Regions from separate parts of the Homo sapiens genome. Here all the other regions are linked to region 1. A link is a contact called in ENCODE Hi-C or POLR2A ChIA-PET data. All regions are on one chromosome and are shown on one strand. The core of a region is the stretch at or near the end of the contact, and the rest is flanking DNA. Distances in the headings are between cores, read along the strand shown. Region 1 has its middle 120 kb from the start of LDLRAD3. Region 2 holds the start of TRAF6 (TNF receptor associated factor 6). Region 3 overlaps TRAF6 (TNF receptor associated factor 6).

Region 1 (4,180 bases), core at 749-3,248:
CTTGAAATAGAGGTAAGTTGTCTTTGAGTGAATAATGGGAGGCATTCTAGATCAGAATGCCTGGGTCTGGCATTTACTAAGTCATTTTAAACCAGTAACTTATATGCCCTTTGCCTCCATTTCCTCATCTCCAAAATAGAACTTGCCACACTGGGTTGATAAGAGGATCAAATAAGATAATGGGTGAAAAGTGCTTAAAACCGTACCTGGCAAATAGTAAGTTATCAAGAAATGAAATAGTTATCAATATTAGCATCATTATCATAACTTGATTGGTGTAGTAATAAAACAGGTTATTGGATAGGAAATTTGGTGGTATCCAACCCCATTTTTAGAAATCTTCCTGAAAGAAATATGACATAGGTACAAAGCTTTTTGCATAAGAATGATCATGTAGCATTGCTTTTAAGGGCAAAAAATGTGGTAATGACGTCAGTATTCATTAATAGGGGACGGGCTAAGTGTCTGAGGATCTGTCCTTGTAGAAGAACACTCTCCAGAAAATCAAGGTTAGGTTTGTCTCTGCTGACTCAGCCCAGCAAACAGTGCTTCCGAAAATCACTGAGGCCTCCAAGTTCAGATTGGCAATCACAACTTTCCTTCCTGCAATCACAGAACATTCTCTGGGAAGCTAATCAGGATGACTTATCTTTAACTGGGAAGAGTGGATTTGTGTCACTCCAGCCAAACTCTGAAGAGGCACAAGCCCTAATGAGGAAGAGATCAAGGAACATTGTTGAACGATACCCTGGTTCTCAGTATAATCCCATCTCACGACTGTGACCTTCAAGTCATAGGGCCAGTAGAGTAGGTCAAATGAGTTAAAACCCTAACTTTTGGACTTTGATAACCTTCCTTAGAGCTCTCTACTGTGAGAAGAAAAGGTCATCTGCTAGGCCATGTTCAAGCAAAGAAAAGTGGGATTTTTCCCATCTCTCATGATTCCCCAATCCCAATCCTTTAGGGTTTACCTATTCATGTTAACCAAAAACACTGAGTTGGAAGTGGAGCCAAGCCCCTTACCACTTTACCACTCCCTAACCTCATTCCTGTTATGTCTGATTTCTACCAAACAGGAGCATTAACCGAGATCCCTTTCCCCAAAACAAAAGCTTTGCCCATTTGAGGCTCTTGTTTTGTTTGGGCCCTTCTTGCTATCCTTCTCTTGTTCTGTGCTTCGTTTTCTCTGGGCCCCATTCATTCCAGTTTCACGAGAGAAGAGGAGAAAGTACAGACCACAAGAAGGAAAAGCATTGTAATTCTGGTTGCTTTTTTACCCACAGTCGACGACTCCTATTGTAGCAGCCGCATCACGTGTATCATTGAGCGCTCCATCGTGCCCTTGACCCTTCCTAGTCCCGGCTCCTTGTCTTGGAGCAACAAAATGAAAAAGCTGAAGGCCAGGCGTGGTGGCTCACGCCTCTAATTCCAACACTTTGGGAGGCTGAGGTGGGTGAATCACTTGAGGCCAGGGGTTGGAGACCAGCCTGGCCAACATGGTGAAACCCCGTCTGTACTAAAAATACAAAAATTAGCTGGGCATGGTGGTTTATGCCTGTAATCCCAGCTACTCGGTAGGTGGAGGCATGAGAATCGCGTGAACCCGGGAGGCGGAGGTTGCAGTGAGCTGAGATCGCGCCACTGCCCCCTCCAGCCTTGGGGACAGAGTGAGACTCTGTCTCAAAAAAAAAAAAAAAAAAAGCTGAGGCGAACGCCTCTGCGCCCCCTAGAGGTTGGAGAGTGCAACCAACAATGAGTGTGAACACATGGAAAAGCTCAGTGCCAGCCTCCAAGCTGTTAGCAATGAAGAGGGAGCTTGTGGGGCAGGCTGATCCAAGTCCCAACCGCCCTGAAGGGAGATTATAATCCCCAGTTCCTCCTCAAGAACTTCTCCATTGTAAGGCAAATCCCACTTTTCTTCTTGCTCCCATATTGGCACCTAGATATCAAGGGAGGCAAAACCAAATCCTTGGCGTCTCAGCTCTGCTTTTGTAAACCAATTTCCCCACTAATAAGAATCGGAGATTGTGTTTCCCCGTGCAGTGCCAGACCAGGCCAGCAGGGGTCTAACATTAGTTGCTTTTAACCTACAATGACTGGCTCTCCACCGTAGTGGCTGAGTGAGTGAACTTGAAGTGAAGAGCTAATAGCCATGACTGGAGAAAACAGGTATAAATAGTGCATCCATTTTTGTAGTAAGACTAAAAACAGTCCAACCCACAGGATATCGATTTTCCTTATCCACAATGAAGTGCTTGGTTTAATACACTTTTCCTGTTTACTCTGAAAATGCATTCATAAAGAGAGCTATCTTAATCCAGGATCTTGGACCATCCAGATTTCTGTCTGAAACAGTTCACTAATTGCTGTTTGGTCTCTAAAGAGGATGCCATGAGGACTAAAGATTATATAATAAAAAAGACAATGTCTCAAAAAGCAAATGTCTCCAACTTATAGATGTCATAGTTTTAAAAACAAACAAAAAAACACATGAGTTTAGTATTTCTGGATCATTCTTAAGGTTGGTATTTGAAACTGTAAGCTCAAATCTTTACATTGTCCTTGAATATATTTTCACTGTGGCTATTAATTACAACAATGATTAAATACCTAAAAAACTATTGTACTTTCCAGTTTTCAGTCTTTTTACATACATTATCTCATGTGGTCCTTTAATACAAGAAAAAAATTAGTCTCATTTTATGGCCAATGAAATTGAGGCTCAGAGAGGTAAAGAATGTTGCCTGAGATCACACCACTAGTAGTAGCAGAGCTGGCAATTTTCCATGCCAAATGCAGCAATTAAAGTCCATGGGCATTACAGGACATTTACATATACAAACATTTATATAATGCAACCTTATTATGAATGGTATTTTTTCAGCAACTAACCTGATTTTACTTATTAATATCTATTTATATCTTGTTGCTATGATAGAATAATCATACTATAATTTCTTTAAATTAACGGAATGCATGCTTTTGATGAAGTGCACATTCCTTCACATAGCCCTCCCTGTTCTATGTTTGGCTCTTTGATGAGATAGCAGGAAGTGGCAAGAATCCAATCTACCCAGATTCAAAAATTCTCCTTATCTTAAACAGGCCACTCTGTCAGAGAAAATGAAACTGTTTTAATCACATAACAACCTGAAGTGCTAGGTACTATTATTTTTCTAGATGAAAGAAGAGGCACAGAGAGGCCAGCTTGCCCAAGTGCAACAACTATAAAGTGCGGGGGCTGATTTCTACCCAGCTAGACTGACCCCTACCAGGGTCACAATCACTGTGGCACCAGGTGCAAAGACCCTCCAGATAGCACAGAAGAGGTAACAGGACAGACTCTATAATTTCCCCCAAAAGAGTCTAACGTGGTTGTGAGAACTAAATAAAAAGGGCTCTGTTGTTATACCTTAGAGAATAGGGAGAAGCGTTACAGGTTTTTTAAAAAGTCAAATGCAATATGGATTTAAAATGACTTTATAGACATTATAATTTTGATACCAATCACTCTGAGCTGCTTGGATTGTCTCAGAATCTCCATTTTCTGCCTTCCCTTTTATTTAGAGGTTTAATGACCTTAGATAACATTAAGGAAAGGCACCTTGAGCTTGCCTGTCTGTAGCCACCGGCACTACAGACCTGGCGTGGCAATCTGCCCAATCCCCACAGGGTGAGTTCCCACGAACTGATAACCTACTATGTGCCGGCATTTTGCAAACTGCCTCTAGAACAGGCACTTCAGGCTGCCTAACGAGTGGGTGTCTACTCCCTCTTCTTGCAGGATTGGGTGCAGGGGTTCCCGCTCCCAGGGGCCTCCAGAAACAGGCTCAGTCTCCCAGCTCCAGGGGCCGACCTGATTGGTGTAAGGGAAGTCCCGCCCTCTTGGTCATGAGTGGTTCAGAAATGAGCATGTGACTTGCGGGGGCTTCTGGGAAGTTTCCTCATGCCCACAAAAGCCTGCCAGAAGGTACCACCTTTCTCCTTTACCCAGATGGTGCCTACATTTGTTCCTGTGATTTGAGGAGGAAGCTAACCTGGGGCTTCGGAGCAGAAGGTAAGGCAGCTTGAGAGAGACTCACTATGACTTGTGCCCAAAGCTCTAAGACCCTGCGGTCCTCACAGCACCCCCACAAGGGAAGCCTTGTTAAGGCCCTTTTGCAGATGAAGAAACTGAGGC
Region 2 (4,180 bases), core at 954-3,453, 690 kb after region 1:
CTGGTCTCAAGCTATCCTCCCACCTCAGCCTCCCGAAGTGCTGGGATTACAGGCATGAGCCATTATGCCAGGCCTAAAATAAAAATTTCTTACAGCCTCTATTCTAGTATACTTACGTGGCTTTCTACAGGAATTAATGAAGGGATGGAACAAAGTATAAATTGTTCCTTAACTTGTATGTTAAGAGTGTCCTGACTGTAATCCCCTTTTGCAGTTGCGAAATCTAGTATGATAAGCACTACCTTAAAGATTGTGGAACGTTAACTACTGCTAACTTATTTCAGCCGTAAAATGAGTAGTATTGAAAGCAGCCTTGTCATAAATCAAGACTTAAATTCACGAATTAGTATCTGGGTGTACATTATAATCAAAAGAGAATACTGTAACATGTCTTGGGGGAGGGGGAAGTAGGATAATCCACAAAAAGTTTGTCCTCCAAGGCAGATGCTAAGGAGGTATGTGCCAAGTTAAAAGAAGTCAACAAGTTATGTCTTAAATGAGTCAATTTTAAGTCAACTGAAATTCATACGAGTAAACATGTAACTTATTGAAGTAAAACCATGTAAAGAAAATATGAGAAATTATCTTTAATGTGCTACTAGCTTTAGAAACAGAAACTGTTTACCAGCTTCTTAAATTTCTAAAGTGTGAAGACCTACAAATGTACTCCAATGGCCAAGAGATGCTGCAAAATACTCAACTGTTGTGCCTTAACTTTGAATCCAAATTCAAGGGGCATTCCCCTTCCTGGGCACTATTTACTCTGCTCCAGGAGGCAAGGATTTGAACTTCTCTCCAAATCTAAGTGTCCAAAAGTTTACCGGCATCACATGCCCAAATTTATCACAGAGAAGAGCTCATGTTACAATTCTGAAATATTGTGGTGCATGCAGGCTGAAACTCTGATGTGATCCTGTACCCACCACATGCCGGACTCCTTCCTAGAGTCACAAAAGAGGCCACATTGTTCCTGCCTATACACTCAACCTCAAAATTTGAAAAGCCCCTCTCCCTTCCCTAGTAATCAAAGGAGAATGAATGAAATGATAGCGGCCAAGTTCACAAGGCCAACACAGAATTTCTTTACCAGTTTTTCTCGTTTCTACATGGAACCTGTGTAACAAGACATTCAGTAATAGTAATCTGCTCTCAGAGAAAGAAACAATTAAATACCATACAGCGAAGCTGCTAATACTTTATTTAGGTGCTTTCTGTTCACATTCAAGACAGTCCTAACTCAGCTGGAGTTCCCCTTAAGCCAAATACTAGGAACAGCTTTATCAACCCGGCGTCTGGAACAATCGCTCGAACTACCGAGTTTAGGGGCGGGGGAGAAAACATTCGTGTCATCTGAGCCTTTTTTTTTTTTTAAACTCGCTGCCTGAGACTTCTATAGAGTTCAACAGGGAATCCAAAAATAGCTTTCCCATGACAGTGACAGCCGGAGTCGCCAGGAACGTAAAGGATTTTTTAAAAATTTAAGCAGGTGTTTGCTCCAAGGAGCGGACAACTGCAGGAGGCAATTTCCTTATCTGGGAAGGGGAAAAAGCGGAGTTGAGGGGAGCGAGGTTGAGTAAGGCGACGCGGGGTTTTTTAGGGGGTGGAATGAGCGAGGAAGAGGAGGCCTGGGGAGCAGAGGTCAGGGGACAGGGAACGGTGTCCCCGACCTGTGGGAAGCGTGGGGACAGAGGCTGCGTCCCGACCTGCAGGAAGCGAGGGGCAGGGAACGGTGTCCTCGACCAGCGGGAAGCGAGAGGACAGGGGCGGCGTCCCCGACCCGTGGGAAGCAAGCGGGTAGGGGCGGCGTCCCTGACCTGTGAAAAGCGAAGGGACAGGGGAGGCGTCCCCGACTGGTGGGAAGCGAGGGGACAGGGACTGCGTCCCCGACCTGCCGAGAGCGAAGGGGCGGGGGGCGGCGTCCCTGACCGCTGGGAAGCGAGGCGGCGGCCGCCAGGAGGAGGCGCCTGAAGGAGACTCACCGTTCTAGTGCGCGGGGAGGCCGAACCAGGAGGGCAGGGCTCCCCCACCAACCGCACGACTCCGCTCAGCCAAGGCGCTGGTAGAGGACGGACACAGACACTGCGCGCCGAGACGAGGCTGCTTGGACGGCAAACTCTGGATCCAGTGGGAGCCTTCGCCACCTTCGCTGGCCGCCCGCAGGCCAAGCCCCAGCTGCGGACGCCACTGCTTCCGCCTTCTCTGCTGGCTGCGGGGAGCGAGGGGCAGGGAGCGCGCCGGGGAGGAGACAGAGCGGCCGAGTTCGGAGAGAGTGCCCCCTGGCGGTGATCCTCCAGGCGGACTGTGGCGCGGGCCGGGCGGCGCCCCCAGCCCCGCAGCCTGGCTTTCTTCCTGCTCGGGTGTCCCACCTGGGAATTCGTTGCACCGCACAGCCGAACCCGAGTGTGTCAATGGGTGTGTGTTGGAATGAGGATGGCGACGAGAAGATCCCTCCCGGAATAACTTAATTTGGTGAGCAGTGGCGACAGTAGTAATCCCAAACTGCGCTTTTATAGCACCCCTCTCCAAGCAGGAGAAAACCCCAGCTGGGCTAGATCGCTTGACCTTCAGGAATTCTTAAACCCCTCCCCAGCTCCACCCTCCTTGCCCAGGAAGTTTCTGCGATCCATAGAACCCTCTATTATTACCTGCTCTTCCCCTTCATCCGGTCCAAGGGAGTCAGCCCTTGCCTTAAATATTTCTTTGAATTTCCTGCCAAGAACACCAGCGCTTTGTCTTTCTCTGTCATGGGAAAACTATTTTAAATTCCCTGTTTAACTGGTCATAAACGTCTAGAGAATGTACCACGCGTTTTGCTGGAGAAGCACAAAAGAGTTTCATCCACCTCTGCATATTTGGTTCATCGTCCACCTCTTAGGGGAGGTTTTCCAGGATAGTAGTCATGCGTATGTATCCTGAAGCCAGAATGCTTGGTTCCAATCCGGTTTTTCCTACAATAAATGTGTGATTCAGGTAAAATACTTAATCTGTACTTGTTTCAGTTTTCTCATCTCGTATTAACATGGGGATAATAATAGTATCTACCTCACAGGGTTGTTGGAAGGATGAGATAAAATATGTAAAGAAATTATTTAAAACTATCTGGCCAGGCACAAATAGGCTCATGCCTATAATCCCAGTACTTTGGGAGGCTAAGGCAGGAGGATCACTTGAGGCCAGGAATTTGAGACCAGCCTGGGCAACATAGTGAGACCCCATCTTTACACAAAATTTAAAAATTACCTGGGTGTGGTGGTGCATATCTGTAGTCTCGGCTACTCTGGAGGCTGAGGTGGGAGGATGGCTTGAGCCCTGGCAGTCAAGGCTACAGTAAGCCATGATTGCACCACTGCATTCCAGCCTGGGTGACAGAGTGAGACCCTGTCTCAAGGAACAAACGAACAAACAAATAAACCCAAAACTAGGACATAGTATGGGCTCAATAAATGTTACCAATACTATATGTCCTACTTTCTGGCTGCCAATATTCATTAAAAATGCTTCTCTTTTTAAGAAGAATTTATCACTGGTTCTCAGGTTCTGTCAACCCCCTTTTAAAAGATTGTATTTTGAAACACTTAAGACATAAAAAGAGCACAAACATCTGTGTGCTCACCACCCAGCTTTAAAAAATAAAACATTGCCAGCCTTTGTGTATCCCTCCCTAGAAGCTCCTCTTAAAAATTAAATCTCTTATGGGATGGAAGAAAAGATCATTATATGAAATTGAGAGCTGGAGAAAAGGAAGAGCAAGAGAATCAGAGTTCCCTCCACTTCTTAGTGTGAGCTCTGGGGCAGGTTACATAACCTCCATGAACTACAATGACCAAAAACTATAAAAAAGGGGATAATGTCTACCTTACCAGGCTTTTGTCAGTATAAAATAATAAAAATCTATTGTGAGAGACTCCAGCACCAGGCTTTCAAAAAGATTAGGTGTTCTGTGTATGTTTCTTTACATTGTTTTCATAAGTGCCCTCAAGGGGCCTTTTCCTACTCCTTCAAATCCAATTTATTCAATATAGGAGAGAGTTTTAGTGCTCATCCATGCCTTGGGCACACAGGAAACTTACAAATACCATTTCCCTTTGCAATCAGGCAGGGCCACGTGACTAGTTCTGGCCTGTGAGCTATGACGAGAAGGATGCATATCATTCCTAGGTCAAAGCGTTTTATTTTCATT
Region 3 (4,180 bases), core at 950-3,449, 670 kb after region 1:
ATTGTCCGAGTGGGACAGCACCTACCTTCAGAGCTGCAGACAGTAAGAGCAGAGGCACATGCCCCAACTTCCCCATCTTAAAGGCAGGGCTAGTGTCCTGCTGAGAAAGCACTCTGAGAGAAGAAAAGCAGCACCACATCTCTCATTTCCTAAAATGCTTTTCCCACCTAGAATTATTTTTCAGGATTTTATGACCCGAATTTCCTGTGGGGAAAAAGCTTTAAAATATTACACACACAAGTGACATTTAGTGAAACAACCAGGCACCTCCTTGCCAAGTGTCCGTTTTTGACTGAAAGTGAAGGCTGTAATTGAGTGTCACAGTCTGCCAAGATCCATCCAATTTGATTTCATCAGATCATCTTTCTGGATACTGGGAATTTGTAAGTGCCAAGTACACTCTACAGGCACAAAGACAGAAACAGAGAAACTAACTTACAGTCCATCATGTCAATCTGGGAGTTTAGAAAAAGCACACTTCAAAATAAAAATATAAATGACTACTTATGGCTCCTTTTCATTTCCTTAAGGCATTGCACTGTTTAGGTTGTAAGCAACTAGGCATCACAAACAGAATCTGATGTTTTTGTTTTGTTTTGTGAGACAGTGTTGCACTCTGTCACCCAGGCTGGGGGTGCAGTGGCATGATCTTGGCTCACTGCAACCTGTGCTTCCCGGGTTCAAGCGATTCCCGTGCCTCAGCCTCCCAAGAAGCTGGGATTACAGGCATGTATCATGACACCTGGCTAATTTTTGTATTTTTATAGAGATGGGGTTTCACCATTTTGGCCAGGCTGGTCTCGAACTCCTGGCTTCAAGTAATCCGCCAGCCTCCACCTCCCAAAGTGCTGGGATTATAGGCGTGAGCCACCGTGCCCAGCCTAATAGTATTTTATATAAAATAATGAGTAGAACTTGAGGCAAGCCAAGAGAACAGTGTTAGTACATACAAGCAATTGTTCCTCTGTAAAAATAATGCATTCTAACTGTATACATAATTCATAAGCATGCTTAGTTTATCTAAGACTTACTGGTGTAAAAACGGTAATAGAGAATTATACTGTGACCTGTATAATTTTATATGGGTCACAATAATTAACTGCTAGAGATCGTCCAGTATCTCTGTATTATTCCATCATTAGAATAAAAAACACCTGCCTTCATTCTGTTTCACTTTTTTCTACTATTTATCCCCAAAATAAAAGTTAAATCATATTGTAGTATACCAATAAACAGTCTTTGCTGCCAATAGATAGTAATAAACTACCAAACTTCAAATCAACATTCAGACTTGTTTGCCAACAGCAAAATGTATGACGTGCAGCAAGTTTCATCCAACAGTGGGTTGGACGCTGGGCGTGGTGGCTCATGCCTGTAATCCCAGCACTTTGGGAGGCTGAGGCGGGCGGATCATCTGAGGTCAGGAGTTCCAGACGAGACTGGCCAATATGGTGAAACCCGGTCTCTACTCAAAATACAAAAAAATTAGCTGGGCGTGGTGGCGGGTGCCTGTAATCCCAGCTGCTTGGGAGGCTGAGGCAGGAGAATGGCTTGAGCCCGGGAGGTGGAGGTTGCAGTGAGCCGAGGTTGCACCACTGCACTCCAGCCTGAGCGTCAGGGTGAGACTGTCTCAAAACAAAAAACAAAACAAAACAACCTTTAGTTGAACATCTCCAGAAAAAAGTGGAAACAATTTCTTTTTTAATTTAGCAATGTCCCAGAATGATGCCAAAAGATAAATATGGTAAAAGGTGGTTAGTAACATACAACATAAAGCCCAAAGGCTTGTATACCCAACTGAGTGAAACTAGCATGTTTAAGAATAGAGTAGGAGATTGGGAAAATGTAAGGAAGAAACCAACTTTCCAGGTTAAGGCTTAATTCTGATTGAAGTAAAAAGTTTTCTATTTGGAATGACAGCTTGACTATTCTACTTTGTAGTCAAGATGAATGACCAGCATAAAATAACTGGCTGGTTTATGACAAAATGCCAAATGTTGGGGGTTAAAATTGCTCATTTTACTTAAGATGTGACCCAGCTGATAGACACTAAATTAGAGGAAAGTATCAGTGTCAGCAAAGAGTAAGTTAAAGACATTTTATACTGGCAAAATACTTTCCTAAGTATTGTCATTGTTCTGCTGGTTGGAACTTAATTTGAGACAGAATGTTATGGCTGGAGGGGACTCTAGAAATATCTGGTCCAAATCATTTTACAGATGGGAAGCTTGCTAAAAGCTGAAATTAGGCAAAACAACTTTTTTTTTTAATAAAGACTCTTGAGTTAGTAGAAAAAAATAGTATCACCAAGGCAGGAAATGACTCCTCTTTGTATCTAATGCACAGCCAGTGCTTTTAATAGAAATCTGACCAGGAAGCTTTTAAATATCATTTCCTTTTTTGAGCTGGGGGCGTGGAGATTAAATGTTTTGTGGCAACATTTAATTTTTTTCTCCGATAAAAGTACACATTTATTGTAGAAAATGTAAAAAATATAAGCAAGCGCAAAGGAAAATAAGCCAACAAAAAGTTTAGTATATTTCCTTCAGGCTTTTTCTACGCAAATACAAAAATACTACTGTTCAGTTTTTAAATGGAACTTGACAATTATTTATTCATTGTAAAATAATCACAGGAACAGCAGCAGTGTAGGTTTCCCTACCTAGAGGGTGGTATGCAGTGATTCTCAGGCGCTGGTTGGAAGGCACAGCTGAGGGACACAAACTGCCAGGAAGTAATGTGGTAACTAGCCATGAGCTTGTGGTACTAATGGTGGCACGGGAAACAAGGTCTCTGCTTGACTTTTATTTTCACTCCATAACAAACTCACCAGATCAGGAGCCTAAGGGTGGGTGGGGAGGGAGAAGAGAGAAAAAAGCAAAGGGAAAGTTCAAAGTGACACTCGCTGGGGCTGAAAACCACACTCCCCTGCAGATGAGGTCCTTGGCTTTCTCTTGAAATTAAGGCTGATCTAGAACGCTGGCTGGCGACTCTGATTTGGCCTCTCTGGGGGATACAATGTCATCTCTCATTACCAGACAACTTTAAATGGTGGATGGATCTTTAGATCCTTTATAAGCTTATACTAGTTGCGGGTCTCCCTGAGAACTAGATTCCACGATATTTTATATCTATATATAGGCCTTTAACAAATACATGATGGCACACAAAAAAATCATCTCCCTATTAGGAAAATCTGGTTACTTCCAGGATTCTACAGGATCCTTCTCAGAACCTGCAGTTGTTAGGCTACAGCAACATACTCAAGCTAAGTTGTGATACAACCACTGTGACTTCTAATCCTAGTTTGGTGACCTCCTAGGTATCTCCAATCATCTCCCAAGTTTTAAAAAATTCTGATTTTAGGAAATCAATTTTGTTCTTTTTAATCGAAATAAACCAGAGGGTATTCAAAAGAGCTGAAAACTTCTGGCTCACATAGCTTCTGTCACCACCAATGAGATGCCACATGCGCTGACTACTTGGGTCACTTTTAATTTTTATGTTGCTGATTGTATGTGTGCATCTCCTGTCTTGTAAGCATTAAACAAATGAAGACATATGCAGAGCTGTGAAATTCACTCTGCACTGAATAGACAAAAAGGGTTACATAGCATAACAATGAGCAGTTGGTATCCACGTGGTTCTCAGCATTATAAACTCTGGGGAAGATGCTACTTCGTAACCTCAAGGAAATAAGTAAGCAAGGCAGAAGGAACACTTAAACAAGTATTATTCAACAGACATGTTTACACTAAATAATTAAGGTTATATTTAGGGTTTAAACTCATCCCTGAATATCCTTAGTAACAACCTGGAGGAAAAACTGGGGTGAATGAGAACTTAAGTTTTCCAAGGATTATGGTTCAAATCCTCTGAAATCTATAACAGGTTAAAAAAATGAGAACTCAACTTTCTAGAGCAATAACTCTTCTCGAGGGCACTAGCACAAGGCGGTAGTGATTTTCACTTTTAATATATTACATATAATACTACAAAAAGACTGAAGTTTTAAGGAAAATCCATTATTATTAAAAGTTTAGTACTCTTGAGTCTGGACTTTCTGACAATAAAATACACCAGAGCAAAAGCCCAAGAAAGTACAACAAAGAGGTATACTAACTGGCAAAATAGCTGCTGCAACATGCCACAGGCACTTCAGGCCTAACATTTCTGAAAA

The links. Hi-C counts contacts between places; a loop is a spot of excess contacts on that map. ChIA-PET counts read pairs that join two places held with the same protein, here RNA polymerase II (POLR2A). Pooled maps may share reads with other maps.
Region 2: a pooled map shows a loop between it and region 1 (4-fold over the local background). The contact joins the promoter of TRAF6 here to the enhancer-like site in region 1. A Hi-C loop is called at or near these places in 3 of 168 maps with a recorded cell type or tissue (CD4-positive, alpha-beta memory T cell, CD8-positive, alpha-beta T cell and naive thymus-derived CD4-positive, alpha-beta T cell) and 15 of 50 pooled maps.
Region 3: a loop to region 1 is called in a map of A673, with 4 times the contacts of the local background. The contact joins two enhancer-like sites. A Hi-C loop is called at or near these places in 12 of 168 maps with a recorded cell type or tissue (A673, CD4-positive, alpha-beta T cell, CD4-positive, alpha-beta memory T cell and 8 more), 1 of 37 single-sample maps with no recorded cell type and 29 of 50 pooled maps. POLR2A ChIA-PET finds 5 or more read pairs at or near these places in 2 of 52 experiments (GM12878 and SK-N-SH).

What each region holds. Positions count from the first base shown.
Region 1 is chr11:35,820,238-35,824,417 of GRCh38, forward strand. No RefSeq gene overlaps it. Among named protein-coding and RNA genes, the nearest start is that of LDLRAD3, 120 kb to the right of the region's middle. Within about 2 kb of position 1,999, at least 24 of the 41 ENCODE cell types and tissues checked have a DNase peak (open chromatin) inside an H3K27ac peak, as active enhancers do; they include A673, where a contact is called at or near this core.
Region 2 is chr11:36,508,069-36,512,248 of GRCh38, forward strand. TRAF6 (TNF receptor associated factor 6) reads right to left here and starts at 2,204. Exons shown (of 7, transcript NM_004620.4): 1 at 1,980-2,204. It also overlaps a transcript of RAG1 not described here. RefSeq lists an enhancer at 2,023-2,072.
Region 3 is chr11:36,485,457-36,489,636 of GRCh38, forward strand. It overlaps TRAF6 (TNF receptor associated factor 6), which reads right to left. Exons shown (of 7, transcript NM_004620.4): 7 at 1-4,180. Among named protein-coding and RNA genes, the nearest start is that of TRAF6, 23 kb to the right of the region's middle. Within about 2 kb of position 2,200, at least 4 of the 41 ENCODE cell types and tissues checked have a DNase peak (open chromatin) inside an H3K27ac peak, as active enhancers do; they include A673, where a contact is called at or near this core.